Linked DNA regions of Mus musculus: regions 2, 3, 4, 5 and 6 are each linked to region 1. The links are chromatin loops, found by intact Hi-C in ENCODE. Cell type or tissue: heart. All regions are shown on one strand.

Evidence for each region. Hi-C counts contacts between places; a loop is a spot of excess contacts. Peaks named below come from ENCODE experiments on the same cell type or tissue, not always from the same donor. Only the 100,000 strongest peaks of a DNase experiment are listed, where the experiment ranks them.
Region 2: a loop joins it to region 1, with 2.5 times the contacts of the local background. A loop is called at or near these places in 2 of 42 quality-filtered maps.
Region 3: a loop joins it to region 1, with 12 times the contacts of the local background. A loop is called at or near these places in 3 of 42 quality-filtered maps.
Region 4: it touches region 1 in a loop (3-fold over the local background); 2 of 42 quality-filtered maps call a loop at or near these places.
Region 5: a loop joins it to region 1, with 3 times the contacts of the local background. A loop is called at or near these places in 8 of 42 quality-filtered maps.
Region 6: it touches region 1 in a loop (2.3-fold over the local background); 2 of 42 quality-filtered maps call a loop at or near these places.

What each region holds. Positions count from the first base shown.
Region 1 is chr2:132,813,085-132,818,084 of GRCm38, reverse strand. Trmt6 (tRNA methyltransferase 6) reads left to right here and starts at 2,031. Exons shown (of 11, transcript NM_175113.3): 1 at 2,031-2,281. The coding sequence starts at 2,151. It overlaps Mcm8 (minichromosome maintenance 8 homologous recombination repair factor), which reads right to left and starts at 1,944. Exons shown (of 19, transcript NM_001291054.1): 1 at 1,620-1,944; 2 at 840-1,011; 3 at 297-380. The coding sequence starts at 987. In heart, a CTCF peak has its summit at 2,116; a DNase peak (open chromatin) is centred at 1,964; H3K4me3 peaks cover 2,604 bases; H3K27ac peaks cover 1,359 bases.
Region 2 is chr2:132,238,027-132,243,026 of GRCm38, reverse strand. It overlaps Tmem230 (transmembrane protein 230), which reads left to right. Exons shown (of 4, transcript NM_027478.3): 4 at 2,401-3,535. The coding sequence ends at 2,541. Among named protein-coding and RNA genes, the nearest start is that of Tmem230, 7.3 kb to the left of the region's middle. In heart, a CTCF peak has its summit at 2,376 (motif pointing right); no DNase peak of the experiment used is centred here.
Region 3 is chr2:132,684,138-132,689,137 of GRCm38, reverse strand. Shld1 (shieldin complex subunit 1) reads right to left here and starts at 2,207. Exons shown (of 3, transcript NM_001358260.1): 1 at 2,157-2,207. In heart, a CTCF peak has its summit at 4,954 (motif pointing right); DNase peaks (open chromatin) are centred at 237 and 2,187; H3K4me3 peaks cover 1,346 bases; H3K27ac peaks cover 1,281 bases.
Region 4 is chr2:132,251,058-132,256,057 of GRCm38, reverse strand. It overlaps Pcna (proliferating cell nuclear antigen), which reads left to right and starts at 2,878. Exons shown (of 6, transcript NM_011045.2): 1 at 2,878-3,242; 2 at 4,058-4,155; 3 at 4,300-4,367; 4 at 4,620-4,814. The coding sequence starts at 3,022. It also overlaps a transcript of Cds2 not described here. In heart, no CTCF peak of the experiment used is centred here; DNase peaks (open chromatin) are centred at 2,767 and 3,317; H3K4me3 peaks cover 3,380 bases; H3K27ac peaks cover 2,025 bases.
Region 5 is chr2:132,514,048-132,519,047 of GRCm38, reverse strand. All of the region lies in intron 2 of 1700026D11Rik (RIKEN cDNA 1700026D11 gene), which reads right to left. Among named protein-coding and RNA genes, the nearest start is that of 1700026D11Rik, 26 kb to the right of the region's middle. In heart, a CTCF peak has its summit at 2,477 (motif pointing left); a DNase peak (open chromatin) is centred at 4,477; H3K4me3 peaks cover 565 bases.
Region 6 is chr2:132,718,245-132,723,244 of GRCm38, reverse strand. All of the region lies in intron 2 of Shld1 (shieldin complex subunit 1), which reads right to left. All of the region lies in intron 2 of Gm52525 (a long non-coding RNA gene), which reads left to right. Among named protein-coding and RNA genes, the nearest start is that of Gm22245, 3.6 kb to the right of the region's middle. In heart, no CTCF peak of the experiment used is centred here; a DNase peak (open chromatin) is centred at 1,904.

The sequences.
Region 1 (5,000 bases):
GCCTCTCCCTTTGAGCTCCCACTTCTGATAACCTTGGCATTTCTTGGTTGGTTCTCCCTCAGTCACAGGAATCAGACTGCTGTGTTGAGTCTACCATATACATATCCAATTCCTTGTATGAAATCTTTTGAAACATTCACCAGTTCCTGTTTTCCTGATACATCATATAGCAATAATGCTCAAACAAATGCTTGGAAGAGAGAAAGGCGGCATAGAGCAGGAAGACCAGTGCACAACGGTAACATGAATTGTAGTATCCAAAGATGAATATATAACTTATGGTTCTTAAACTCCACCTTCAGAGAAGTAAAGCTTCCAGCCCTTATACGGGATAAACTGATCCAATGTTGACTGTTGAAGTAACGGTTGTGAGGCTTGTGCTGAAAACGTAGAATACGATGTTAGTAAAAACCAAAGCACTGGCTAGTTTTCCCTCCAACTAGTTTCTCCTTTTACAGGAGTCTATTAATAGACTCCAAATTAGATATTTCAATAAGAATTATAAATATTAACCTTCAGACCTGAAGTCTGAGTTAAACTATCCTGCTATCTACTAGGCATTATTATTAATAGGCATTATCATTATTTCCATTCCTTGTATTTTTTTTTTCTTTTTACATTATGTTGCCTGTGCACACTAGTAGGCCCACACATGCCATAGTGCATATGTGGAGGTCAGAGGGCAGCTTATGGAGTCAGTTTTCTCCTTCCACCATGTAGGTTCCAGGGACCTGAGGGTCCTCACTTGGCAGCAGTCCCCCTTACCTACTCTGGCATCTACCGGCCCTTGAATTGTCTCTTTCCCGAGAGAAAACATATCGATCCCTGCGTGCACGTACCAGAAGCGTGCTTTCCTGAAGCTTCATTCAGGTCAACTCTGTTTTCTCTTTCTCTCCACCTTCCTGAGAAGTTCCCACCACCTCTTCCTCTTTTCCAGCTTTGGAATCTTCCTCGTCCAAAACCTCTGCCTCTATAAGCACCACTCATGTCTTCCACAAGTCAAGAGCACTCCTAAAAAATGTATTAACATAGTAAGGGGGGGATTAATGTACTGTGTTTAAGACCAGCACTTAGGCTTGCAAAGTTCCATGCTGCAGTATAAACCTTATGTGTTGTATAGTTAATTCTTTTAATCTCCATCATGATTAAGGTACACCATAGACATTTATTCAATACCAGTTTTCAACAAACCACCAAGAGAGAAATCAAGGAGTTAACTTGAACCGGTTTTCTGTGTGGAACTAATATTGGGCAGTATTGGCTGAAAATAATCCTCACCAGTACGATACTAGGGAAATAACATAGCCCAATCTTCGCTGTATTACTTTCTGTGGCAGGCTGTCCTAAAACTGTTCCAAAAGAAAGTAACTCCACTTAAAAATTCCTATCCCACAGATACAAACTATTGATAGATTCATACGCTGTGCTGTAATTCATTAGGAGAACCTGTTCTAACCCTAAGAGGTTTTAATAAATAAAAGATTCGCAAGTATGCAAACTAATAATAATCAAGGTTGCTTGTGATAGCCCTGTGATAAAAGCTCAAGTCTTCAGGATCCTCAGGATGAGACATTCCATCGCAACACTACGTTCCACATCGATCCAACAGGATAACATACTGAGAACGGTGGCGATTCCAACATCTACATAGGGAAGCAGCCTGAGAAAAGTCGTACGCAATCCCTGACTCCCCGTCTTCCTCGCGTCCTGCTTTCAGGAGCCCCGGAGCCTGCGACAGAGCCGTAAGCCGTATACACTCTCACGCAGGGCTCCGCGGACACTCCGTCTCCGGAGCCGCCCGGTGCCCGCGTCACTGCGCGCCAGAACGCCAGACGCAGGGCGGGGAAGGCCGAGCACAAGCCCAGAAGGCAAACTCGGACCTCGCTTGAAGTTCTTTTTTGGCGCGTCTATGACGCGCTTCTGCTTAAGGAAGCCACGCGACTAGGGGGCGGGATGAAGTGTAGCCAATCAAAGAGTTCAGAGAGACGGAAGTCGCCAGGCTTCCGGAAGCCGTCCCGAGGTCCGGACCGGAAAGCGGAAGCGGCGTGCAGCACGTGGGGGCGGTGCCGGCGGAGACGCAGGTCCCTCCTGGTCGTGCCGGGCTCCTAGCGGCTGGAGCAAAAACGGAGGTTGAAATTTACCTGGCTTCCATGGAGGCATCAGCTGCGGAGCAGCCGAGCTCACCGCCCCCGCCTCTCGGGGACCACTGCATCCATGACGGTGACTTCGTGGTGCTGAAGCGAGAAGATGTGTTCAAAGCAGTGCAAGTCCAGCGGAGAAAGTGAGTCTGGTTGCTGGCCTTGGGCAGCGCGCACCACCACCCGGATAATCACTCCCTCCTGTGCCCCATTCTTGGCTCTTTGAATCCCGCTCCCCAGCCCTTATTGCTACCACTCAGGTCTTCCTATCACTGAGGCCTTCCCACCGGGATCCTGCCGCATCCTTGGCTTACGGGTACAGTACTCGCCTCTACCTTTCATTCCCCAACTTTCTATTCTACCTTCTGCGCCAAATTCTCTTCCCAAGAATTCCATTCTTGATACTCCCACTCAGGAGGGTGCTTTCCCGAGGATTCTTGGGGGGCGGGGGAAGAGCCTCACTAGTCTTACAGAATTTATCCAACCTTTCACATTCGTATCTCTTATGTCTGACTCTCTTCCCAGCTCCCCACTTTCTTCATAAATCCAACTTCCTCAGTAAGAGAAAAGGGAGATAAGAAAGATCTCTTACACATAGTATGGCTTGCAGGTAGGCAGTCTTATTCTCTGGATCCCAGTGGGAAAAATCTGTCTACTGTAAGAAAAGAGAACTTACTACAAGGTACATGGCCAGCTTAAGCCCAGTATACATACTGGTGCTTGCTGATGGCCCGCTGAAGCAAACACTTTCCTGCCTCCCAAGTGGTGGGATTACAGGTTTGCTTCACCACACTCAGCTTGCTTCATGTTCTGATACAACCATTTGAATGTCCTTTTTATAATGTGTTTTGTTAGATGATCCTTTTTGTTACCAAGGAGACATACTGTATCTTTAGTTCTAAAAGGTACTCTTTTTGTTAATTAGTTTGTTTGATGGGCTACACAGAGAAATCCAGTCTCAAAAAAAAAAAAAAAAACCAACAAAAAAACGACCTAGTATTGTTTTAAGGTGTGTGTGTGTGTGTGTGTGTGTGTGTGTGTGTTTTTGTGGGCTTGAGTATGTGAATTCCTGTGCGCTCAGTGGCCAAATGCTTTGTATTTCCTGGAGTTGGCGTTACAGCCAATTGGGAACCACACAACTTGGGTGCTGGGAACCAAAGTCAGATCCTGTGGAAGAGCAGTAAGTGCTCTCGAGTGCTGGGTCATTTCTCCAGCTCCCTAAAGAGTCAGCTGTAAGCTCTTTTTACTATCCCTGTTCTTAGGAAGCCACGATCCTAATTTTTTGTTTTATTTAGAAAATGACCCACTGAACCCAGCTGCATCCCAAGCCGGACTCCCTATCACCAAAGAGATCATGGCTCTCTGCCACTCTTAATCGTTCCCAGGAAACAGGCAGCTTCATTATTTATCAGATCGCCTCCCACACTTTCCGGCCTGTCAGTTTGGATGCTTGCCCCCCAGGCCCCCACCACACACACCTTTGCACATAAGATAGGCTGGCAGAGGCGTAAAGTGTTTCATTAACACCAACATGATTCAAGGATGAGGATAAGAGGTACAAAATAGATGTTAGTTACTGGAAATCCAGCAAAGAGTAAGAATTAGGAGTCAGGAGCACCTCCAGAGGACATGTAGTTCAAGTGGCATTTGATGAATGAGGGGAGATGACTCAAAGGGTAGAGCTCTTAACCACATAAGCATGAGGTGCTATGGTACATATCTGTAATCCCAGCGTTCTTACAGCAGGATGGAGGCACACACAGGAGACTCTATAGAAGTTTGAGACTGCTTGCCTGACATATATAACAGTGAACAAGAGAGATCTTGCCGGGCTGGAGAGATGGCTCGGTGGTTAAGAGCATTGATTGCTCTTCCGAAGGTCCTGAGTTCAAGTCCCAGCAACCACATGGTGGCTCACAACCATCCGTAATGAGATCTGACACCCTCTACTGGTGTGTCTGAAGACAGCTACAGTGTACTTAGATATAATAACAAATCTTTGGACAAGAGCGAGCAGGGCTGGAGTGAGCGGGATTGCAGCAAGCAAAGGTCCTAAATTCAATTCCCAGCAACCACATGATGGTTCACAGCTATCTGTACAGCTACAGCTTACTCATACACATTAAATAAATAAACAAATAATAAATAAATAAGAGAGAGACAGAGACAGACATAGACACACCTTGTCTCATAGAAAGATGGAAGGCAGGAACCAGTATCTGAGTTGATCTTTTGACTTCCATATGCATGCTGTGGTACCCAAACACTAACATGTGCACATGCCCACACAAAAGATGAAAGTAGTTAACCGTTTTTTAAGGATATGATATACAAAGATATGGTGGGATAGAGAACTGAAAAAGGAAAGATGAAAAGAGTGATGCAGGGCACAAGCAGAGTTTACCAGGTCAGGACAGGTCTCAGAATTCAGAATTCTGTGCGTGTGAGCTGGGCTCTGAAGCTTCCTTAGGTACAAAGCTTTTCTTTACGTCAGCCATGCCATGTATGTAGAAAGTATCTGCAGACCTGTATGAATCCTGCAACTTTAACTCCTCACACAAACATGTATACAATTGTCATTGTGTGTTATGTTTTTCTGTCGAGTCGATACACATCAGTTCACCTCAGAAATGGAACCCACAACAGACCAAAGAAATGACTGCAGCAATGTCCAGTTTGGTGAACCAATGTGTGCACACACGAGCACGTGCACTCGCGCGCACACACACATCACCCAGCAGCAACTGTTTACTCCTTTTTATCTTGTTAGATAGGAGACCCTCAAGAATCTTCTAGGCTTTTTTTTCTCCAGACATGTGACTGTTTGCTTGCCCCCTGAGACTGGTGAGTGTCATCTTTCCT
Region 2 (5,000 bases), 580 kb after region 1:
ATAAGTACATTGTAGCTGTCTTCAGACACACCAGAAGAGGGCATTGGATCCCATTACAGATGGTTGTGAGCCACCATGTGGTTGCCAGGAACTGAACTGAGAACCTCTGGAAGAGCAGTCAGTTCTCTTAACCACTGAGCCATCTCTCCAACCCTATTTTTATTTTTTTAAGACAGGGTCTCTCTACAAAGCCTTGGCTGTCCTAGAATTCACTATGTAGACCAGGCTGGCCTTTAATTTAGAGATCCTCCTGCCTCTGCCTCTGCCTCCAGAGTGCTGAGACTAGAAGTGTGTGCCACCACACCCCACTGCCACTTAAGTAATATTATCCAGTCCTTAGAGACAAGACAAAAAGGGTGCTATGTTTAAAACTAAGAACTTGAAAAAAGTGGTAGGGAGATTGCTTTGTCAAAAGAGTGCTTAAGGGGCTGGAGAGATGGCTCAGCAGTTAAGAGCACTCACTGACTGCTCTTCCAGGGTTCCTGAATTCAAATCCCAGCAACCACATGGTGGCTCACAACCCTCTCTAATGGGATCTGATGCCCTCTTCTGATGTGTCTGAAGACAGCCACAGTGTACTCATATATATAAAATCAACCAATCAATCAATCTTTTTTATTTTTATTTTTTTCCCGAGACAGGGTTTCTCTGTGTAGCTCTGGCTGTCCTGGAACACACTCTGTAGACCAGGCTGGCCTCAAACTCAGAAATCGCCTGCCTCTGCCTCCCAAGTGCTGGGATTAAAGGCATGTGCCACTACTGCCCAGTGAATAAGTCTTTAAAAAAAAAGAAGAAGAAGAAAAAAAGAAAGTGCTTAAGGACAGTGAGGCAGGAGTGGGTGGGTGGGGGAGCATTCTCGTAGAAGCAGGGGGGAGGGGTGGGGTGGGGGGGTTGCAGAGGGGAAACCTGGAAGGAGGATCACATTTGAAGTGTAAATAAATAAAATAACCAATAAAAAAATTGGAAAGAAAGAAAGTGCTTAAGGACCTGGAATCTGACTCCTAGCACCCACATAAAAAGCTCCAAGTGTTGGTATGCATCTGTAGCCCGGCACTGCAGGGTGGAGACACAGTTGAGTCCCCAGAGCTGCCTGGCCAAGCCATTCTAGGCAGATTGGTGAGTACCAGTAAGAGATTCAGTGAGAGGTGAGACTCTTATCTCAAAAAATAAGATTAAGGAAAATAAGAAGAAAAAATGGCTTCACTGTTAATAACCTTTTCTGCTCTTGCAGAGGCCCCCAAGCCTGATTACTAGACCTGAGGTTGGTTGGCTTACAACTGCCTGTAACCCCAGCTCTAGGGCAATTCTCCAAGCCTCTGACCTCTTTCAGCACCTGTGCTTAGGTGCACATTCACAACATAGGGGATAGCTCTGTAGCTAAAAACACTGGCTGCTCTTCCAAGGGGTTAGGTTCAATTTCCAGCACCCATGTGGCTACTCACAACTGTTCAAAAGTCCAGTTCCAGGGCATCCACTGCCTCTGTGGGAATTAGGCACACTTGTGGTGCGCAGACATACATATAGACAAAACAATTATTAATTTGGGGCTTAAGTTCTAGAGGTAGTTAAAGTCCATGACTATCAGTCTCAGAAGAGTCTTTAGACCTGTAAACTGTTGAGACTGAACAACTGTAGGGACTTTTGAAGTTGAACTGATATAGTTTGCATTATGATATAGCTATAAGTCTATAGGAACCAAGGAGTAGAATATGGTGGCTTATGTGAGAACAGCTTCCATAGGCTCAAATATTTGAGTGATTGATCCACAGTTGGTGGACTGTTTAGGAAGGATTGGAAGGGTTAGCTCTGGTGTTCTCTGTCGTGTGCTTATAGATCAGAAGTAAGCTTGTAGCTACATTCCAGGGTCCTGCCTTTTCCCCACCATGATGGTCATGAACTCTACACCTCGGAAACTGTAAGCAAGCCTCCAAAACTCTTCTATAAATTGCCTTGGTCATGATTGCTCTTGGCAATAGAAGAGTGACCAAAACATACCCATACTTAAATATTTAAAATAAGGCGCTGTTGAGGAAGTCACTTGAAGTCAACCTCTGGCACACAAGCATACATCTGCATATACATTTGCAGACAATAATAGTATGTACCGGCCAAGCATGCAGGTGCGCAGGCACACACACACAGAGAGCTTGGAAGAGCAGAAGGAAATAAGCCTGATATCTGAATAAAAATGCTGATTTCTTTTTTATAACTTTGAATGTATTGCTTAATTTGTAATCTGGAAGAAACTGGGAGGGTAGTGCTTGCCTACCACACCCAGCGTCTCTAACTTGATCCCTGAGACAGAAAGATAAGAAACAAAGAGAAGGTGACAATGTATGCTGAAAAGAGAGATGTAAAGGTGTGACTTGTATGGGACTAATGTTTTCCTTCTGCCACCAGGGGGCAGACCGAGCCGTTCCTGTCCTCATCATAGGCATTTTGGTGTTCCTACCGGGATTTTACCATTTGCGCATCGCCTATTATGCATCCAAGGGCTACCGGGGTTACTCCTACGATGACATTCCAGACTTTGATGACTAGCCTTCGCCTCAGCCTTGAGAAGAGTCGCACACAGTGCAACCACTTTAAGACATCAAGCAAGAACTCTGGCTAAGGGCTGAAGAAGTCTACAATTTGCAGATGTTTAGCAAAACAATGGCCAGATTGTATGAGTCCTTCTCCAAAACGCTCCTGCTTTATAATTAGCTAATTAGGACATGGTATGTTTTCATCTCCTGGCCCTGGCTAAACTTGACAAGTTTTTCCACATGAGTGTGCATCATGTAAGAGTTGTGAAGCTAACTGTCTGGGAAGGCAGCCTGTTCTATAGTGGAAGGTGTTACCCTCCTTAGAGCTGAACCTTTCTTTTGTCTTCCATTGTCTGCTTGGTTTTGTAGCATAATGGGAAATGTATTGTCTAGTTTCTTATTACTAAGTAATTTATTTTTAAAATTACCTATCTTATCTCTCACCCTCTCCTCTACCATTATATCCTAGTAAAATTAAAGTATCTGTCTTACCTTCATATGCTCCTCCACCTTCATATCCCAGTAAAACCAAATATCTGTAGATCCATCTCTAATTGGCTTTTTTTACATTGACAGCAACCTGGAATTTTTAAACCATGAAGCTGGGTATTATGATCCCAGTACTTGGGAGGCAGAGCCAGGTGGATCTCTATGAGTTCAAGGCCAGCCTGGTCTACATAGAGTTTTACGACAACTAGGGCTACCTAGTGAGACCCTGTCTCAAGAAAAGGGAAACTTCCTCTGGTTTCTCCATAGTTTGCCTACTACAAAACTCAGGTGAATCTGTCCTTTGTAGGTCAAGAGATTGTGTGAATCATACCTCAAGGACTAGACTTTGGCTGTTTCTTCGTAAAACTGTAGATAAGTGTACTTAGAGTTTATAGCCCTACTGCTGGCTGGTACTATGATATCATTCTGCTAAAGATTACAAGACTTGGCCAAGATCCCTGAAAATGTATTAAGTCAAATCTGGTTCTCAGCTTATAAAAAGTGACAATTTTTTCTAAGTGTGTGTGTTGTTATTGATTTTTATTTTATGTGTGTGGACGTTTGCCTGCATATATGCTTGTATGAGGTTGTCAGATCTTGGGATTACAGACAGTTGGAAGCTGCCATGTTGGTGCTGGGAATTGACTCGGGTCCTCTGGAAGAGCACACTTAGTGCTCTTAACCACTGAGCCATCTCTCCAGCTCAACATGTTTTTGTTTTAATTAAAGTGTCATAATTCAAATTATAGATTTAAAACTATTTAACTTTAGGTATGTTTTTGAAAAGCGTTCTAGTAAATCCCAGTATTTAGGATTACCTCTGGTTTCAGGTAGCTGGCCTATGAGTCAGACTTGGCTTTGCAGTCGGTTTTTTTCCTCCAAGGTTACAGACTTGGGCATCCAGAGTTCTAGAGGTGTCATCAGCTGGGATGTGGAAGGCTGTGAGAAGGGAAGTTTTGGGAGAAAGATAACTTCTGGATGCATTGAAACTAGATATCTACACCTGAGGAGAGCTATGGAGAGGAGAGCTGTAGTGCTCTCTGTCTGAAATGGATTGGGTCTCTCATAGAGATAGAAATGCTAGAGTCAGTGTTTGGATAGTAGCTTCAGAGCCAGAGAGATGGGGAAGCTCACGAGTGTAGTTAGCAAACAGATAGAAGAAAACAACTTAGTAAGGCAGTGAACCCCAGCAGCTGCCAGGTTTGGCTGTATTTAAAAATTGGAGGGGCACCCAAAGAGTCTGCAGTGCTGAGCAGCTCTAAAACCTTGCTGCTGAGGGTGTGTGGCAGAGGATGGCAGAGGGTCCACAGCTCCCTCTGGGGCTTTGCTTGCAAAGCTAGAGCTAGATTGGTTCAGCCAAAGCAAAGAGCTGGGTGGCAATTATATTACAGAAGGGGTGATGCCACAAAGGAGGGGAAATGCCAATATCACAGAAGGGTGCAAAATGCCGAGGCAACCTCTGTTCCAGGTCACCTCAATGCCATTTATTGATTTACAGACAGCTGGGAACATATAAACACAAGCTCCTGCTGGATGTGGTAGTATGGCACAGACCTTTAATCCCAGCACTCTGGAGGCAGAGGCAGCTGGATCTCAGAGTTTGAGGTCAGCCTGGTCTACAGAGTGAGTCCTAGTAGATCCAAGACACAGACCCTTCTCAGACAGACAAACAAAAACCAAGCCCAGTTGTGTGGTCCTGTGATCCCTTTTTTTTCTGCTTTATTACACATAGCTCTGTGTATCCAAGGAAGTCAGCCACATTTTCTCCAGTGTCCAATTTGGAGGCCTCACTGTGGCTAGCACTCCACATCAGCTATACCCTCAACTGTACCTGCCTCATTTATCACATCATAAGTGGACTCTTCTACCTCAACTCTACCTGCCTTGTTTATCACATCATAGACGGACTCTTCTATCCTGTGCAGGTCCACAGAGCATCCCAAGACTCCTGCCTGGGCTAGAATCCCTCTCTAATAGCCCTTG
Region 3 (5,000 bases), 130 kb after region 1:
CCACCAAATTCAAATCTGTTTTATTTTAAAATCATGTTATTCATTCTTGTTGGTTTGTTTTGTTTTAGAGTTTCATGTAGCTCAGGCTGACACTGAACTTGCTGTGTATGGGGGAGGCACTGAACTCCTGACTCTCCTATTTTCCCCTCCCACTGAGTTGAGCTTAAAGGTGTGCCTGGTTTATGTAGGACTGGGGAGCAAATCCAGGGCCTTGTTGATGAGAGGCGAGCACTCTACTAATTCTACTGAGTGACAGCCTCAGCCCTCAGCCCCTGCCAAGCCCTCTGCGTGTCCCAGCACATTACTGATGAGTACCACAGACTCAAGCAGACTTTTGACAAATATAGTTTCTCGATTACTCACTCAACAAGCTAGAAATAGTCTTCTGCAACCTCAAAAAGAGTGGTTTCGAAAACCCACAGTAAGAACGCTCAATGAGGCCAGCGAAATGCTTTCATCTTGCAATCAGAAGCAAAATGAGAACGTCTCCACTTGCTATGGCCAGTCAGTGTTGTGTTGGAAGTTTTAGACAGCACAGTTAGACAAGAAAAGGCAGTGAAAGGTTGGAAAGAGAGCTATAAAATTATCCCCCTTTGCAGGACACAGGGGCAGGGGATGCAGCTTGGTGGTAAAGTACTTGCCTAACATGTACCAGACTCTGGGTTCAATCCCCAGGGCAAAAATCAAACAAAAATCAGATATGATCTTGTATAGAAAACCTCAAGGAAGCCACAAAAAAAAATTTTTAAATAAACAACTTACACAAGTTTGCAAGATACAAGACCAAACACATACACAAATCACTTGTATTTTTAGACAAGTGATACAACCTCAAAAGAAAAATTAAGAACCTTTTCCATTTGTAAGGGCACAGAAATGAAACACGGCTGTATTAAATATGCACAAGATGTTAAATATGCACTAAAGAAATGGAAGACCTTCCTTGTTCGTGCACCAGAAGCCAGTATCTTAAGATGGTGCTATTCGCAGGGGTGGTGGCCCATGCCTTTAGTTCTAGCAGACATAAGCCCAGCTCTGTATGTTTAGAGCCCACTGAACTACATAGTGAGTTCCTGGCCAGCCAGAGCTACATAGTGAGACCCTGTCCTAAAAATAAACTAAAATAAAACATAACAAAATAAAAAATAAAATATGATGTTACTAATGCCCAAACTATCCCTACAAAACAAAACAAATAGTGCAAGTCAGATGTGATGGAGATCCTGGAATGAAGACAAGAATATTGACACAAAGACATAGAAGTGAAAGAGAAAGGTAAGTCCCAAAGTAGAATCACACTGATGGGCAATTGATGGAGAAATTCAGAAAACAGACAGGAAGGTCCTTTTCAACATAAAAATAAGAATATGCAATACGATTCCATAAAGATAGGCATTGTTAAGTCATCCATGGAATGCAATTCTCTCAAGTCCCCAAAACAAGCTTTGCAAATCCCTGCCCCAAGAATCTAGCCACATACTTTTTTGATTCCGTTTATATACAATGCAAATTAAACAACCCTAGAGACAGACAGCACTCTGGTCATAGCCCAGGACTGGGGTAGGGGCAAGTGGTGGGCGGAGCGAAGCTCTCTGGTTCTGGACTGTGTTCCTCAATAAATAGTTTTCCTTGGCGTGATGAGAACAGTCCAGGGTTATCACAAGTGCACAATTAGGCTAACGTACAAAACAGACTGTAGTTTACACTTTTGATTTTTATGGAAACATCAAGTTACTAATACTGCTGTTTAAAATTATAATAGACCCCTGGTAGCCCACGCCTTTAATGCCAGCATAGGAAGGAGGATCTATTTGTAAGTTCGAGGCCAGCCTGATCGACATAGTGAATTCCAGGACAACCATAGCTATGTAGAGAGACTATATATATATGCAAACCAAAACCATAAAAGCCTTAACAAAACCAAAATAAATAATTGACTGGAACTAATCCTGATCTCTACTAATTCCAGAGCGAGGTAAAAAGAGCGCAGTGGGCGGAGCTTGGAGCGGAGGGGCGGGGCGGGGCAGGTGCCAGGGAAACCGGCGGAATAAACCATCCGCTCCTCCCCCTCCCTCCTCGCTTCCCCGCTCCCTTCCCACCGCCCTCCAGAACGGCAGAAAAACCGGCAGAGGTTCTCAGAGCCCCGTGTCACTCACCGGCTGACCGCAAGAGCCCGGAACCGGAAGCGCTGGCTCCATCTTTGTTATGGGAAAAGCAGAGTTTAAAAGGAAGTTGTTGAACCCGTCTTTGCTGAGGCGAGAAAAGGTCAAGGCAAGTCAGCTGCGGCCATCTTAACTGAGGGCATTTGCCTGAACTCCTGCAGCAGGACGGTCATCTGGGATATTTAGTTGCTCTAAGTGTCCTTGTCCGACTCCAAAGAAACTGGGAAACTGTTAACATGCAAAGTCTCTTAAAAAGGACATAAGACGAAAACTGGCCTTGGAAGTACAGTCTGAACCCGAGGCCTTGGGAGGACGTTGTGAGGCAAGACGATCAGGAGCTTTAGGCTAGCAAAATTCTCTCAGACAGCATTAAGAATAATTTAATATTGTTACATGGATTCTATTCGGGCTAAAATTTCAGGACCACACAAAAGAACAAAAGGGTTGACTGTTGAAAGACAAAATTCGAGGGGCTGGGGATATGGCGTAGCATGTGAATCGGTGTCTGGAATTTGGTCCCAAATTCCACCCCTCTCAAGAAAGCACACAACCAGAACAAACTCAGCCTAGAGCTAGTGGAGAGTTCTAGAGCAGCATGGATCTGCTTATGGGGAGACGTCCCATATTTTCTTATGGGAGAAATGGAAAGAGAATGAAAAGCCCAAGTTCTAGGGTACTATCCTTATAGGTTTAAACAAAGGAGATTGTGTTGAGCAGAACTATGGAGAAAGCAAGCTTGTTTCAAGTTCATTTAAGTGGCACTTAGCACAAAAGATTCCATTCCAGTTTGGTTCTGTCCACTGGGCCTACTACTGTAAAAAGCTAGTCTAAAACAATTCTGTTTAATTGGACGGTTTTCTCCCCCACCATAGTCTTGAGGGGTCCAGTATATTTACAGCCCCTCCAGATCCCTACCTTTGGGTGAGACCCCACACATTAGGAGTCCTGCAAGTTAGAGGAATGTTTTCAAATTACTGCTTTAGGGGCTAGAGAGATGGTTTAGCAGTAAGGAACATGGGCTGCTCTTCCAGAGGACCTGGGTTCAGTTTCCAGTGTTTACATGACAGCTGACATCCTTTTCTAAACCCAGTTCCAGAGAACCCATTGTCCTTTTCTAACCTCCAAAGGCACCAGGCATACACACAGAAAATATTTTAAAATATTTAAGCGTTGTGCTTGAGCCAGTTGTGGTGATAAATGTCTTTAGAATCCACTGCTCAAGTGGCTGAAATAGGCTGTTCTCTGTGAACTCAAGGCCATCCTAGTCTAGTTATCTATTCCAGGCCAGCCATAGATAGATAGTAAAACGCTGTCTCAAATAAATAAATAAATAAATAAATAAATAAATAAATAAATAAATAAATAAATAGTTATCTATTCCAGGCCAGCCATAGATAGATAGTAAAACGCTGTCTCAAATAAATAAATAAATAAATAAATAAATAAATAAAATAAAAGCAAATAGTGCTTGAGGTTTGGCCATTCAATACTATATACTGTGAAAGTGTGTGCACATGTCTTAGTTAGGGTTTCCATTGCTGTGAAGAGACAAGTCAACTCTCATATGTGACAACATTTAATTGGGGCTGGCTTACAATGTCAGAGGTTCAGTCATGGTCATGTGCAAGCAGTCTTGGTGCTAGAGAAGGAGCTGAGAGTTCTACATCTTGATCTAAAGGCTGCCAGAAGACTAGCTTCCAGGCAGCTAGGAGGAGGGTCTAAAAGCCCACCCCAACAGTGACACACCCTCTCCATCAAGGCCACACCTAACAGTGCCATTCCCTGGGCTAAGCAAGTTCAAATTACCATGTCAGACAAAGACCTCATCTCTCCCCAGCTCCACCTCCTCCACACTGGTTTCATTGCTTGTTCTTTCTTGCCCTGAGTTTTCCTTCCTCACAGCTTCATTCCTTAGGAACAGTTTTTTCTACTTTCTGGTCCTTATAATATTCAGATATCAGCTTTAGAGAGTTCTCCCTGCCAGAACCTCCCCTGACTTGTCAAATAGGCGTTGACTGTTCCTTCCAAGAGACCTCGCTTTCCACTTATCTCTTTAAATCCTTTTGCTCTTCCTTCTTTTCCCACTATGCAGTAGCTCTCTGAAGGGCAAGGACAAGTATGTTTTGCATACTTCCATCCAGATCCCAGTTCAGTGAGCCAGGTTGGTGTGCTGCTGTGGTCAGGAATGGGTGAGGCCCTCCCCCTCTCGCCCCCTCCCTGCTCTCAGTATCTCTCGTTCCCCACCCACACCTGACTCAACAATGACACCCAAACTTGGCTTTACCACCTGTTATCAGTGAAGCAGAGACTTTGCCATTTGCCTGTTATCTCATTCATTTGGTAAACAGTGTGTGGGTCTGCTTTACCGCTCCTGTGTTTTGGTGTCAGTTTTTTCCATGATGAAGGTTGTTTTTCCTATGGAGCTTCCTGGAGCAAACGTCTGAGACCGTAATAACTTTGTCTGGCCTGTAGCCTGCTCCTAACCATCCTCTTTCATCATGTTCTGGGCTGAAGCAGCCATCGAAGCAGAAGCTGTTTGTTTGTTTATTTGTTTGTTTGTTTGAGGCAGGGTTTCTCTGTGTAGCCTTGGCTGTCCTGGAACTCACTCTGTAGACCAGGCTAGCCTCGAACTTAGAAATCCACCTGCCTCTGCCTCTCAAGTACTGAGATTAAAGGCATTCGTCTGGCTTTTTTTTTTTTTTTTTTGATTTATTTATTTCATGTATACTGTCACTGTTTTCAGACACACCAGAAGGTGGCATCAGATGCCCACTACCTACAGGTGGTTGTGAGTCACCATGTGGTTGCTAGGAATTGAACTCAGGACCTCTGGAAGAG
Region 4 (5,000 bases), 560 kb after region 1:
CCACTAAGCCTGGCAACCTGAGTTCTATCCTGGGATCCAGGGTGAAAGAACGGAGCTGACTCTTACGTGTTTTCCTCTGACCTCCACACATGCGCTAAGGCATGCATGCACCACATATAAATAAATGTTAATAAAACAATAATTTATTACATGTAAAACAAGAAATGCCAGCATTAAAATTCACAAGTGGATGAAACTCCAGATGCAACAGAATAGTACTCTTTTTAAAAAATATTTTTAGACTTTTATCCCTAGACTTGCACTCTTGAGCATTGACATCCTTAACAAAGCAGAGTGTAATACATTAAAAACAGCAGCAGCAGCAGCTCAGTGGGAAACTGATAGCACTACTATAAACAGACAGTGTGAACACCTCTCTGTCGTGTCTTCTGTGAGGATGGAGATCATGTGTTGTACAGGTCAGGCAAGCACTCTATCACTATGTAACCCTAGCTCCCATGTTTTTCTTTCTTTTTTTTTTTTTGGTTTTTTTTTTTTTTTTTTTTTTGGTTTTTTGTTTCAGAGTTTCTCTGTGTAGTCTTGGCTGTCCTGGAACTCACTCTGTAGACCAGGCTGGCCTCGAACTCAGAAATTCACCTGCCTCTGCCTCCCAAGTGCTGGGATTAAAGGCGTGAGCCACCACGCCCGGCTCCCATGTTTTTCTTAAAAGATACCCACAAGGGTAATATATGATTAAGGGGTGGGGGCTGAAAGTATAGTAGTGGGGTTTTCTGGGTTTTGTTTTTAATTTTAAAAAAATTGTATTCAATATTTTAAAGATTTATTTATTTATGCATTTATACAAATACAGGTCCTTTCCTGCATGTACACCAGAGGATGGCATCACACAGCTGTGAGCTGCCATGCAGGTTCTGGGAATTGAACTCGGGACCTTTGGAAGAACAGCAAGTACTCTTAACCACTGAGCCATGTCTCCAGCCCATAACTGTTTTTATTTGTAACTATTATAGTATCAAAATTGTATGTGATATAGCACTGTGTGGTAGTTTGACAGTTTTCCTCGTTTGTGCTGCATAAAATAATGATGCACCTTATAAGCTGACATAAATGCTGGGCTGGATGCATACACACCAATTTTAAAAAGTCAAATTTGCCAGCCTGGTCTACCAAGCAAACTCCAGTACAGCCAGGGAACATGAGAGACCCTTATCTCAAACAAAACAAAACAAAACAAAACAACTGAATAGATCTAAAGTTCTGTAAAATCCACACGCCGGGCAGTGAACAGTGTAGGGAAACCGAACACTTGCCATCAGAGTGGTCGAGAGTATTCTAGACCTGATGGAATCAATGAATCTTCAATACTGTGAGAGTGATTAATACATTTGTGTCTCAGCATACCTAGATATATGGTGAAAAGAATAAAAGAAAAAAAAAGCTGAGAAATCCTACAAACCAAGATATTAAATGAAACTAAAGAGTTAAGCTTGATGCCAGACTGTGGCATCAAATTGTGAGTTCAAGGCCAGCATGGATAACAGAGTGAGTTTGATGCAAGCCTCAAAAAATTATGGAGACTCTTAACAGGCTGAGGCTATAGCTCAATAAGTTATACAGTTTTCTGGCTAAATCCCCAAGCCAGGAAAAGAAAAATCAAACAAGACAAACTAAAGGGAAATGCAGTGAATAAGGAAAGAATAAATGAACATGAAATGGAATTAATATGCTCCTATGTAAACTTTTTCCCCTTTGGTCAGTCTTGGTAGATAGTCCAAGGTGAGTTTAAATCTAGGCCCTCCGACCTCAGCCTTCCCATGTGCTGGAATTATAATCACTAATCACTCTCACCAGCTAAAACGGTCCTTTTAACTTTCTGAAATTGTATATACCTTATTAGTGAAAAGCAAACAAACAAAAAACCCTTACACACATAAATAAAACATCACACACCAAAAGCTTTCTTCACAACTCAACCAACTTCTATACAGTTAGAAGAGGCATTCCAAATGGAAACTATCAAGTTTCACATTAAAGTATTACACTTTCATTATCAAATATATTTTACCTACCACCAAAACCAAAAGAAAAAAACATGAGAAATTGAAAAACTCTATATCCTTTTGTAAATGATGTTAATCTACCTGCAGTCAGTTCTTCCCCATCCTCATAATCAATAGGAAAAACAAAAAAACAAAAAAACTTTAGTAGAACAAAATGCTGCAGCCCAGGGACATATGAAAGACGCTCCACCTGCAACAGCTAACATTTTCAGGATGGGGCTCAGGCTCGGGTTCATCTTCAGCCTAAAATTAAGATGAAAATACTAGTAATATCTACCTTTAGAAAAATGTAGAGAACCAGACATAAAAGGAAAATAATTACGTGATACATATGGACTTGGTATCTTCTTTGGAGAAGCGTTCACGTTAAGAGGTATTTTTTTAGTCTTTAGAGAGAAAAGTTCAGAGCGACGCACACAGAAAAGTGATATGAAATGGGGGGGGGGGTAGGGGTGTTAAAATATGGTGGCCTCTTTATTACTCGATATTTTGCAGCGTATTTCTTACGTTAGGGAAAACGCTCCGTAGTGTTTAAAATACTCTCCAGCTTCAAGGCAGGCCGCCGCGCACAGCTCGATTTGCCTGTGACTTCCACTTCCGTGGCGCGGAAACTTCCTAAGGATGGAAACTGCAGCCTAAACTCCCACAAACTTGGGCGGTGACGACAGCCTACGCGAACCCCGTGATGCCCCTCGCCTCCCAGGCTCCTACCCCGCAGCCCCGCCTTTGCATACGCGGTGGGGCGGGCCTTGCTCAAACCACGGGTACGATTGGTCCTTGAGGAGAGGTGGGTGGATCAGCGCTGTGGCGTCATGACCTCGCGCAGGGAAAAGGCGCGCGCCTAGGAAGCCGCGGCATTAGACGGTTGCGGGCGCAGAGGGTTGGTAGTTGTCGCTGTAGGCCTTCGCTGCCGCTTCTGCATCGTGAATCGGGGGACCTTGGCAGCCAGACCTCGTTCCTCTTAGAGTAGCTCTCATCTAGTCGCCACAACTCCGCCACCATGTTTGAGGCACGCCTGATCCAGGGCTCCATCCTGAAGAAGGTGCTGGAGGCTCTCAAAGACCTCATCAATGAGGCCTGCTGGGACGTCAGCTCGGGCGGCGTGAACCTGCAGAGCATGGACTCGTCTCACGTCTCCTTGGTACAGCTTACTCTGCGCTCCGAAGGCTTCGACACATACCGCTGCGACCGCAACCTAGCCATGGGCGTGAACCTCACCAGGTGAGCGGGTGGCGGGAGCGGGGCCCCACTCTTCCCGCTTCCGCTCTTGGCGGGGCTGTGACTCTGCACGCTCATTGGCTGGCTTGGCCATCCGCGCTTTCTGATTGGTCTATGGTGTCGGGGGCAGCCCTCACCAAAGCGCGCGGTTCCGAAAAGCCCGCGCTGGCAGTGGCGCCCACTCTGTTTCCGCGCCAAAGCCACAAAGCGGGAGTCCGCGGGAAAATGAGTGCTCCGGAGCTGTGCTCATTAAATGCCTGCAGCTTTGAGTGGCTGGTCTTAGCGCCTAATAAACGAGTCTTAGTGCAAATGTAATGTCGACTTAGAGTGACAATAGACCTTTTCTTGACTTCCAGAGTCTCACTGCGCATCATGGATTTGAGGGGAAATCTGTCAGTTTTAGCTTTTAACTTTGCTACAGCTACCTAGGTTAGTGCCTCCTGTATACGTGTTCAAGGACAGTGTGTGACTTATTTTAGTACAGATACATGGATTAGTGCCACTTGTATACATTTTGAAAGATTTACGAAAAGGCCAGACGTGATGGGGCACATTCTCCAGTACACTAGAAACCAAGGACACCCCGCTCAAAAAGATGCTTTCTCGAATGTTGGCTTTTAGTGCATTTTACTAAGTCGGTTTTAAGAATCACATATACCCGGTAATTTGCTTCACCCCTGAGAGAGTTTGGGGTACCCTTAGCCCCTTTAACAGTTCTCCAACCGTGAGTGTGAAATGGTACAACTTGTAATTGCTTTTTAAAATATAGATGTGGATTACATGTTGATAAAGCCTGTCTTTTTTTTTTTCCCCCCTAGCATGTCCAAAATTCTAAAATGTGCTGGTAATGAAGACATCATTACATTAAGGGCTGAAGATAATGCAGACACCTTAGCACTAGTATTCGAAGCACCAAGTAAGTTAAACACCTTTAAAACTCGGTAGTTACGTGTTGTTTCTGTTTCTCAAAACCAAAAAAAAATATTAACAATATTGTAAAATTTCCATCATAGATAGGACCGTGTGGTGTGCTTTGGTAACATTTTCCTTCTTTTGGTAGATCAAGAGAAAGTTTCAGACTATGAAATGAAGTTAATGGACTTAGATGTGGAGCAACTTGGAATCCCAGTGAGTTACCTTGTTTCTGATTGTGTGTTACCCTGCTGTGATACCAGCTGATGCGTGTTCTGAGTGGAGTGGTGGTATTGGGGATGAATGGCACACTGCCATTTCACTAAACCACAGCAGTCTAAAGTTGATTGAGTTTTAAAGAAACCAGAAGTCTTGCATTCTGAGTTCTGGTTAAGATGCTAAATCTTGAGAACATGAAGCTGAGCCTTCCCCCTTTTCTAGACTGACCTTTAACTTGTGGGTTTACAGGAACAGGAGTACAGCTGTGTAATAAAGATGCCGTCGGGTGAATTTGCACGTATATGCCGAGACCTTAGCCACATTGGAGATGCTGTTGTGATATCCTGTGCAAAGAATGGGGTGAAGTTTTCTGCAAGTGGAGAGCTTGGCAATGGGAACATTAAGTTGTCACAAACAAGTAATGTGGATAAAGAAGAGGAGGCGGTGAGTAGTAAGGGGGCGTCCAGTTAGGTGTCTGAAGCAGGGATGGAGCCTCGGCTTTTGTTTTTATTTATTCATTCATTTTGAGATGGAGTCTTGAGTAGACCAAGCTATCTTAGAGCTCAGAGACGACTCCATAAGCTTTTACAGGTAGCATTTGGAAAGCTAAGTGTACAGCCTTTTGCTTCC
Region 5 (5,000 bases), 300 kb after region 1:
TGTGCAGATCTGTGGGTTTGCAGTTCTCTGGGTAAGACGCCAAGACCCTGGAAACACCCGATAACACTGAGGATAAGTGACCGTCGAGGGCTGCGCTTAAATGGGGGCATCCATATCACCTGCATCCAAGGCTCAGGGGGACACTGTGAAGGGAAGGTCGAGATGACTTCAGAGCCGGAGGATGGGGAGGCTGCCACAAAACGGTGTCTCCTAGTCAAGACATGGCTGCACACACCTGTGAAGTCACCGAAGCTGTTATCGTTTGTCCAAGACAGGGCTCATCAACACTTCATCCCTGACGAGAGAGGGACTCACGAGGCCCGGCCCACTCCCAAGGCATTGTTAGCAGAAATGGGTTGCAGGGGAGACGTGTGTCTCCTCCGTGCTGCAGCCTCTGATAAGCACGTCATCTCTGTTCCAGTAAACAATCCCACCCCGCCCCCATGCTCATGCAAGAAACCAGAATTAAACTTAGTGGGTCATGGGGGTGGGGGTGGGGGAACACCACACTCTGCCTTTTGTGCCTGTGAGTTTAGAGCTTTTGAGCTTATGACCTTCCCAGCAAGAATCAATAAAGTAGGGGATGCCCAGGCAGGGCAGACTCTGGAAGGACAGGATGGGAGGGAAGGTTGCAGTCTCTGTTCTCCTTTCTGGCTCAGTGTTGGGTCGTGGTTCACCTCCTCTCTGGCATTGAAAGCAGCTCCCATCCTGACATCTTCTAATATAACCCCAGGCGGAACAGAATGAGCAAACAGGCAGGCCTGAGGAGCATGGGGTAAGAGGGAGGGTGACTGCAGGGTGGGGGCTAGGAGAGAGCACGCTGCTGCTTCTGGAGCAATGGTCCCCGACCTGTGAGCTGCAACCCCCTTGGGAGTGGTGGGGAAACCCCCTTTCACAGATATCCTGCATATCAGATATGTACATTATGATTCATAATAGTTGCAACGAAAATAATTTAATATTTGGGGGTCACCACAGCATGAACTGTGTCAAAGGGTCATAGCATTAGGAAGGTTGAAGGCCGTTGCTGTAGAGGTCTGGCTGAGGCTCCTGCGTCATTGGGGGCTGTGTGACAGACCACAGCAGACCTGGCTGCCCAGGGCGTGGTAATGCAGGAGGGCTGGGGGTGGGGGTGGGGGTCGGTAGACCCGGATCCGCCTTCTACCAGTCTGCAGACAGAAGCCAATTCTTAGTGAGGAGGACAGAACAATAACTGAGGCCACAGGCCCAGGACTCCCTGGGGACATCCAAGGCTCCCGTGCTGGCTGTTAGAGGAGCTGGGTGCCAACCCATGGCATTTTGGATTTCCATGTAGTTGGGTCTACAATTGACATGAAAACCCATTTCTCATTAGAGCCCCCTCCCTGCCTGCTCAAGCCCATCTTTTGCTCTCTTCTATTCTGTGTGGAGGAGCTCTCTCTGAGTGCCTGCCTGCATGTATGCATACAAACCACACTCATGCCTGGTGCCCTCAGAGGCCAGAAGGCCACATTGGAACTGGAGTTACGGATGGTTGTTAGCCAGCCTGTGAGTGGTGGGATTGAACCTGGGTCTGGAAGAGCAGCTAGGTCCTTAATCATGGATCCCTCTCTCCAACCGTTGTCGTTTTGAAATTGCTTTGTGGAGAGCCCTTTGGGGTGCTGGCATTGGCCAAGGACAAGGAAATGCTCTGGCAGGAATCTGACACTGGCCATGACAAGGACGTAAGCTCAGGCAGGAATCTGACTGGGCTGTAATAGAGAAGTAGGCTTCAGGCAAGATTTGGGGCTTGGACAACGAAGTGGGCTCAAGTATTTTGGTTGTTCTGACAAGCCCTTTTAAACAACTGTCACAGGACTATTCATGGGACTTCACTTACTGCCTTGCTAGTTCCTTATTGTACTGCTCGCCCTGAATACTTGCAGGTAATTTAAATGGTACAAAAAAGCGGATTGGGAAAGTTAAATTTGCCTTTTAATTGTCTTGGAATTGTCTACTTTTTTCTTTTCAATCCTCACTCCTGAGCTGGAGAACCTGTTGACTGACTGAGCGGGCTTGGTCATTGCTTCTTGCTAGGTTGCTCTGGCTGGCCTGGAACTCACAGAGAGCCCCTCTCTCTGCCTCCCAAATAATGAGACTACAGCCATGTGCCACCATGGCCAGATTTCGTGGGGTTTTGTTGTCGTTGTTGTTGTGGTGGTGGTGGTGGTGGTGGTTTTCCAGGCTGCCTCCTTATGTAGTTGAGCTGGCCAGGACCTTGCTACAGTTCTCTGGTCATATCCTCTAAATGCTGAGATTACAGATATGTGCAGCCATGCCTGGTTTTGAATTTTTTATGAATTGCTGGTCATAATTGTCATTGATTCCATTTTAAGGGATATTCTCAATAGGTAGCTAAATAATCGTACTAGTTGCAAAAACATATTTCCAGTGAAGAGGTGTTATTCCATTTTAGAAGAGCGGGGAGCGATAAAATTTTAGTCGTGAGCGCCACCTAGTGGACACCATGTGCACCAGGTCACTGCAGCACTGTAATCTGTTTACCAGTGTACCTCAGCTTTTGCACGGATTTCCAGCAAGACTTCTGTTTACCGCTGTGAACAGACACCATGACGAAGGCAACTCTCATAAGGACAAAATTTAATTAGGGCTGGCTTACAGGTTTGGAAGTTCAGTCCATTATCATCAAGGCGGAGCATAGCAGCGCCCAGACAGGCATGGTGCAGAAGGAGCTGAGAGTTCTCCATCTTCATCTGAAGGCCGCTAGCCGAATACTGGCTCCCAGGCAACTAGGGGAAGGGTCTCAAAGCTCACTTCCACAGTGACACACTTCCTCCAACAAGGCCACACTTCCTAATAGTGCCATTCCCTGGGCCAAGCATATTTAAACCCGCAGAGCTTCTAACACTTCTAATCTTTAGTCTACCCATCCAGGTAGCTGCAGCAGTGTGGTGAGGTATGCCAGCCATTAAATCCTGTCCAACAGCAGGCCAAATTCTTCAGAAACCAAAGGAAGCAATGAGAGTTAGCAGCTGATAAAGTGAAGATAAAGTGACTGATAAAGTGAAGAATTAAAACCCCACAATCCCTCGTCGTTTAAATCCTTGCACCCGGCTCAGAAGTGTCGAATGCGCGTTTAGAGAGTTATTGCAGAAGCGGGCGTCAACTTCAAGTTAGGATTTTCCCAGCCTCAGAGCGTCCCATCTCTTCCCCCACGGAAAGGGGCTTTGCTGAACCTGTGATGCATCTGCCCTCTAAGTGCTCTTAATAGTCTCCCGAGGGACATCTGGGTGCTTTCCACATTGGCCTGGTGAGAAGGGCTACTGGAGACACGCATGCGTGCTGTGCATAAATCCTCAAGACTCTAGTTATGGGTCCTACCATTATTGTGCATTATTTTTTTGGTTTATTTATCCTTATATTCACACTCTAATGAATTTTTAAACTGGAAATATTTTTTCTCACATATCTTGATCATGGTTTTCCTTCTCTCTACTCCCCCAGCTCCTCCCCCTCCCTTCCCGTTCGAATCCACTACCTTTCTGTCTCTCATTAGAAAACAAACGGACTTCTAAGGGATCATAATAAAGTAAGGTAAAAACAAAACCACATTAATTGGACAAAACAAACAGAAGGAAGAGCCCAAGAGGAGGCACAAGAACAGAGACTCGCTTGCTTGCATGCTCGGGTATGGCACAAAGCACGAAACCGGAAGCCATAATATACGAGCTCCGCCCTGGCACAAAACCGGGCAGGCCCTGCGCAAGCCATGCCGCCTGGGTCTCTGTGAGTTCACGTGAGCTTTGGTCATGTTGATTTAGAGGGCTTCGTCTTCCTGGTGTCCTCCAGCCCTCTGTCTCTAACACTCTTTCTGCCTCCCCTTCCACAGGGATCCCTGAGCCGTGCAGGGAGGGATTTGATGGAGGCAGCACACTGAGGTCGGGGTGTCCCAAGGTCCCTCGCTCTCTGCATAGTGTCTGGTTGTGGGTCTCCGTTTGCATCTGCTGCTGGAGGCGACTCCTCTGATGATGGTGGACAAGGCTTCCCTGGCTGGAGTCACATGTTTAATTTTTTAAAGAAGCCACCAAAACTTTCCACATCGCTACCGTTTTACTCTTCCACTAGCATCGCGATTTGTTGCCCCTCAGCTTGCTAGAACTTTCTACGGCCACTGTTTCTTCCTTCAGCTATGCTCATAGATGGAGAAGATGACAAGGGCAGCAGGGCAAAGGGTAGATGTGCTGAGTAGAGACGGATGTGAGAACAGAGCCACTGGCTTGGGTGATGTTGGCAAAGAAAAATGAGTCGCTTGAAACGTGCCCTGAGCCAGGACATTAGGGCAGCAGCAATTGGGAGCACAGAACACTCAGATCCAAACAGCTTCAGTTAGTGACAAAAGGTGGAGATGCTACTGAGGGAGACTATATACTCCTGTATCCAAGTCGCCGAGCTCCAAGACCAGCTGTACTCGGGCCCCATGTGCTGTGAGGCTGTGCTGGCACAGAGCCCCACAGCACACAAAAACTCATGCTTCCTGCAGAAGGAGACCAGGGAAGCAGCTCCGGCTATTGGGTATTTTTATTTCTTGTCACACATGCAGATCTGCATGGGTTGAACAGCCAAATAATTTCAGATAGAAGCCACCGTGTGAAGGGTGCCCTGACTGACCCCACCCCCCACCCCGTTCTGGGCTGTGTCCCAGTGACATTGCTGCCCACAAATATATGCAGGCCGAGTGGAGGAGGTGGCCTCAGGAGCCCCTGGCTGGTTTACAGGTAGGTAGCCGGCCATGACCCAGCCTGAGTGACCAGTGACTGTAGAGTCAGAGACTGCTTGTCACCTAACCAGCCCTTTAAGTTGGTCTGGTGGCAACATGCATCAATCCTCATGGTTTACCTCTCCTGCTCCTGAGGGGGAGGGCATGGGGGCGGGGAAGAAGCAGCCACACCTCCTCATCCATCTGCACCAGAGGCTCTCAGAAGACCAAGTTCTCTCAGAGATCTGTCCTCCACCCCCTCACA
Region 6 (5,000 bases), 95 kb after region 1:
AGAAGAGGGCATCAGATTCCATTACAGATGGTTGTGAGCCTCCATGTGGTTGCTGGGGATTGAACTCAGGGCCTCTGGAAAAGCAGTTGGTGCTCTTAACTGCTGAGCCATCTCTCCAGCCCAAGAAAATACTTTTTTAAAAGACAAGAAATATCAATGAAAATACTTATGAATGAGTTGTTATGTTCCATATGCTGTTCTAAGACCTGGAGATTCCACAATGAGCAACATGAAAATGGCCTCTGCCCCGTGCCTTCTGGAAAGATGGATAGGGGACATGTAGAAATCAAATGTGGGTGTTAGGGAGGGAGACAAAGAATAGCCTGTTTACATAGGACATACAATATAGTTAGTAAGTGATTAAAAAAAATTGTCGGGACTCCACTGTTCACAGTGATCATTCTCAGCTAGTGAAGAGTACCTGCTATGTATGAACCTTCTTTAAGTTTGGAAAGACCACTGCACAGGTAACTTTTGGGCACCATAAGAGAATGTAGAGAAGTGTAGTTATCTGCCCATAAGTGGATGATCTAAGGTAGCAGTTCCCAGAAGGACCCGCAAGGTCCTAGCGAGGTCATAAAAAGTCATTCGGCTATCATGGTACCTGACTGAGGCAGGGAGAACTGCACACAAGGTGGCTTGGTTATTTCCAGCATTTCTCTCCACTAGGAAGGTAAGGAATTCCGGGAAAGGAACTGGGATGAAAGGTGAGGAGATGCAGAGGTCATGGTGTGGAGGTCATGTGGGTGAGCAGCCCATAGAACAGCAGAGTTGTAGAAGAGACACAAGTTTCCCCAAAACAATCTGGCTGCTTGTTATCTGTGCAGACCGTTAAAGTGAAGTCACCTGGGAGAGTCTTGCTCTCCTATATAAAGCCCACCTCAGAGACAAGAAATAACTGTACACAGGCAGCTGAGTAGCAGCCATGTTCAACTAACGACCGTAGCCAAGTAAACTGCTGGAGACACGAGGACAGAGGGCTCAAACTCATCCTTAGCTACACAGTGAGTTCAAGGCCAGCCTCAGCGGCATGAAATCCTCTGTCCAGACAGACAGCGAAGCAAAGGATGATTAGCTCTGGTATAAAACCATGGTTATGTTCCTAAGGAAATTCACAACATTAAGAAACATTAAAAGGGGTTGGAGAGATGACTCAGCAGTTAAGAGCAGTGACTGCTCTTCCAGAGGCCCTGAGTTCACTTCCCACCAACCATATGGTGGCTCACAGCCATCTGTAATGGAATCTGATATCCTCTTCTGGTGTGTGCCTGAAGACAGCTACAGTGTACTCATATAAATAAAAATAAGTGGATAATGTTTTTAAAGAGAAACATTAAAAATAGCTATCTAACATAGGAGAGGAGAGCTGAGGCTGTAGATAACACTGGGTATGTCTTCCTGTAGTAGGTCAACAGTGAAGAGTTGAATTGTGTCACTAGCCACAAATAATAAAGGGCTGGACCACAGGCGAACAAGCCGATCAGAAAGAATAACCTAGACAGCAAGAGAAAGTAACCTGTTGCCAGTTCACAGCCACAAACAGCACAGAAAATCCTCCTTGCTGCCAGCGGGCGGCTGGCCTCCTTCCTCACCCTCCTAGGTGTCCCCAGGCCATGGGTAGTCTTCTTTCCTCTAGTCCTGGGCTCGCTCTGGGTGCCCCTTCAAGTCCTAAGGGTGCAGAAAGTCCCCACTTAATAACAGCCAGTGCTCTCTATGCAAATTTCTGAAAGGCTAATTAGCAATTTGTTTAAGGTCTCCTGCAAAGATAAGATCGTGGAAACAGCACTCTGTTAAATGAGGACTGCATGTGATGTAACAGCCCCAGGGCACATCCCGCTACTTGTTTTAAATGGCACCGTGCCATCTTAACTCAGGCAGTCTTTGAACCCAGCCAATATGCCTATTAATATCAGAAATAACTTCCCCAGCAAGCACATCCTCTCCTTAAGGAGAAAGACAGGAAGGGAAAATGCTCCCTGGTCAGACCTATATCTTTCTCATTTGCACCATGGGCTGCCAAGTGTGCCAGCTCAGCCAAGACGGTAATGAGGAATCTAGTGATGAACTCTTAGAAGCATCGTCAGGGGCTTTTGCCTCCGAGAGAGCGTGAGATAACAGTGCTGGCTGCACTGATGGCCTGACCTAACGGTGCTGTCTCCTCAAATGCCCTCGTGCTGTGTCCCAGGCACAGAAGACAGGACTGGGGGGAATGGTCCATTCTGCATTGGTCACTCACTAGCAAAGGCAGGTTACCATGACTACAAGACCACTCAGCTTTTCTGTGTAAGAGGGCAGCTGGCAGGTTACACTTGTCAGTCAGTGATAACCCACACGTGCACTTTAACAGAAGCCAAGAAAAACAGGTGCATATGTTTTCATTTGTTTCAAAGGAATATGCCTTCCTTAGGTGCAAGACAAGGAGAGAATCGATGTGGAATTTTCCAAGGCAATGATTTAGGCAATCCATCTTGTGATTTGCAAGGAAGGCTAGGGTCTCCAGTGGTTACAGTGCCATCTACACAATCCACAAGAATCAAATCACTGCAGGTCTGAAAAAACAGTATCAATGCAAGGGTCCAGAAAGGCCAGTGACATTTCAGGATCCCAAAATAAGCCAGAGAAAGCAAACCTTAATGCCAATGGTTGAAAACTGGGCGTTTGCAGGTCAGGAGAGAGGCACAACAGCTAAGAGTGGTTCCTCCTCACCTCTGAGGGCTGGAGTCCAAATCCAGCACCACTAGCAGCTCACAGAAAACTAGACATTTTGCTGCTACATCGTTCCCGAAAGTCTCCCCTTTAAAATGCAACCTTGGCTAGGGTGGCGGCTCATGCTTCAATCCTGGCTTTTGAGCAGCAGAGACAGGCTGATCTCTGTGAGTTCTGAGCCAGTCTGATCTACATAGTGAGTTCCAGGACAGCCACGCTACAGAGTGAAACCCTGCCTAAAAAATAAATGAATAAACAAACAAACAAAGAAATGAAACAAAAGAGAGCTTTGTCTTCTGACGGCAAGGAGAGCATCCAGGAAGACTGCTTCTCAGCCTGTTGTTCCATACTGACTGTACTAGGCAGCTCAGTTTGCCGGGTGGGTCACCAGTTATGGCTGGTGGAAAAGTCAGGAGATATTTATATCTTGCTCTTTCTACCACAAGCACTAGTTCTAAGATAGTTTCCCTAGACACACTCTACCATGTGTCCTTTAACAAACAGCTAGACAGTATTTCCAGCCAAGGATGCCCCCTCACCACGTCTTCTCCTCTGGAACATGATCAGAGATGACATGTGCTCCTGAAAGCCGTGGCCCATTGAAGATATCTTACCCACTTCTTCATGGTCTTTGTTGTTTTGATTTCTTGAATAATGACAAGGCCCAGGAGCCATGTGATAAAAGGAACCTGGGTTCCCAAGGGGCAGTTTGGAGGAAAGCCCCCTTGCTGACCTGACCACTTGCCTAGGAGGTTTACACAGTCAAGGAAAAAAAATCTACTCTCTGCTTTAAAACAAACAAACAAACAAAACCCCAAAACTGGGATAGGACGTACTGGAGGGATGGCACAGTGGTTAAGAACATTTGTTGCTCTTCAGAGGGCCAGAGACCTGTTCCAAGCACCCATATTGAACAGCTCACAACTGCTTATAACTCTAGCTCCAGGGGAGCTAACACCTTCTTCTGGCCTCTGTGAATACTTTCATATACATGGCATTGATTCAAGCGTACACACATACACACACACACACTGAAGTACAATATTTAAATCCTATTCCTAGAAAATGTATTGTCTTAGTTCCTGTTCCATTGCTGTGAAAAAGCACCGTAACCAAGGGTTTCACTGGGAGCTTGGGAACACAGTTTCAAGGGTTAGTCCACGATCAAAATGGCAGGGAACATGGGCAATCCTGGCCCCGAAGCATTACCTGAGAGCTCACATCTGATCCACAAGTTGCAGGCAGAGTTAGTGAGAGACCTGCTGGGCATGGGCTCAAAACCCACCCCTCCTCCCCCAACAGGGACACACCTCCTAATCCTTTCCAACAGTTCCAATAACTGGAAACCATACGGGTCTATGGGGACCATTCTCATTCAAACTGCATTTTTATCAAGGAACAATAAAACATGCCATCTAGAAAAGCTTGCAATTGACAGCTCAGAATCTACTAACAGGGCTGGGGAGACAATTCAGTCAGCACTGGCTTGCCCTGCAGTCATGAGGACTTGATTATAATCCCCTGAACTCATTCCAAGATGCTGGGCATGAGTACACACTTGTAATCCCAGTGCCAGGAAGATTGAGACAGGAGGATTTCTGGGGCTCACTGGCCAGCCAACTTAGCTTAGATAAGTAAGCTCTAGGCCAACAAGAGACCCCATCTCAAAGGACTTGGACAATGTTTCTAAGAAGCTTGTCTATGGCTGTCTAATATGTCCACATACTTCTGCACAGAGGTATATACATACTCATCCACATACATGAATATACACATTCAATTTTTTAATCTACTATTTCTCTGGATGTACATTCTAGAAAAAAGACAAACTATGGGAACAGTAACAAGCAATGGTTGCAAGAGGCTGAAGTTGAGGGAGAGACAGGAAGGGTGAATTGTCAGAGGAATGATTTTCAAGGCCATAAAGCTATTCTGTATGACTTGGCTGTGTTCTGATGTGAAATACCCCTGAGGCCCCGTTGTCTAAAGGCCTGGTCCTCCACTGCTAGTCCAGGATGGTTGTGGGTACTTTAGGGTGAGACTTAGTTGGGAGAAACAGTTCCTAGGGGGAGTCACTGGCCTTGGAAGGTTGTCCTCGCCCCCAGCTCTCCTCTCTCTGCCCCACCCCCATTCTCTGGAGGATCAGCCTTCCCCATGGTGACCTGCTTTCAGAGAATCTAACCAAGCCCATGGGTCCAAGAAACCATGACAGAAACCTCACAGATCAGGAGCCACGATAAACCCTTCCTCATTTACGGTTTTTTTTTTTAATGAATATTTTTTCACAGTAACGA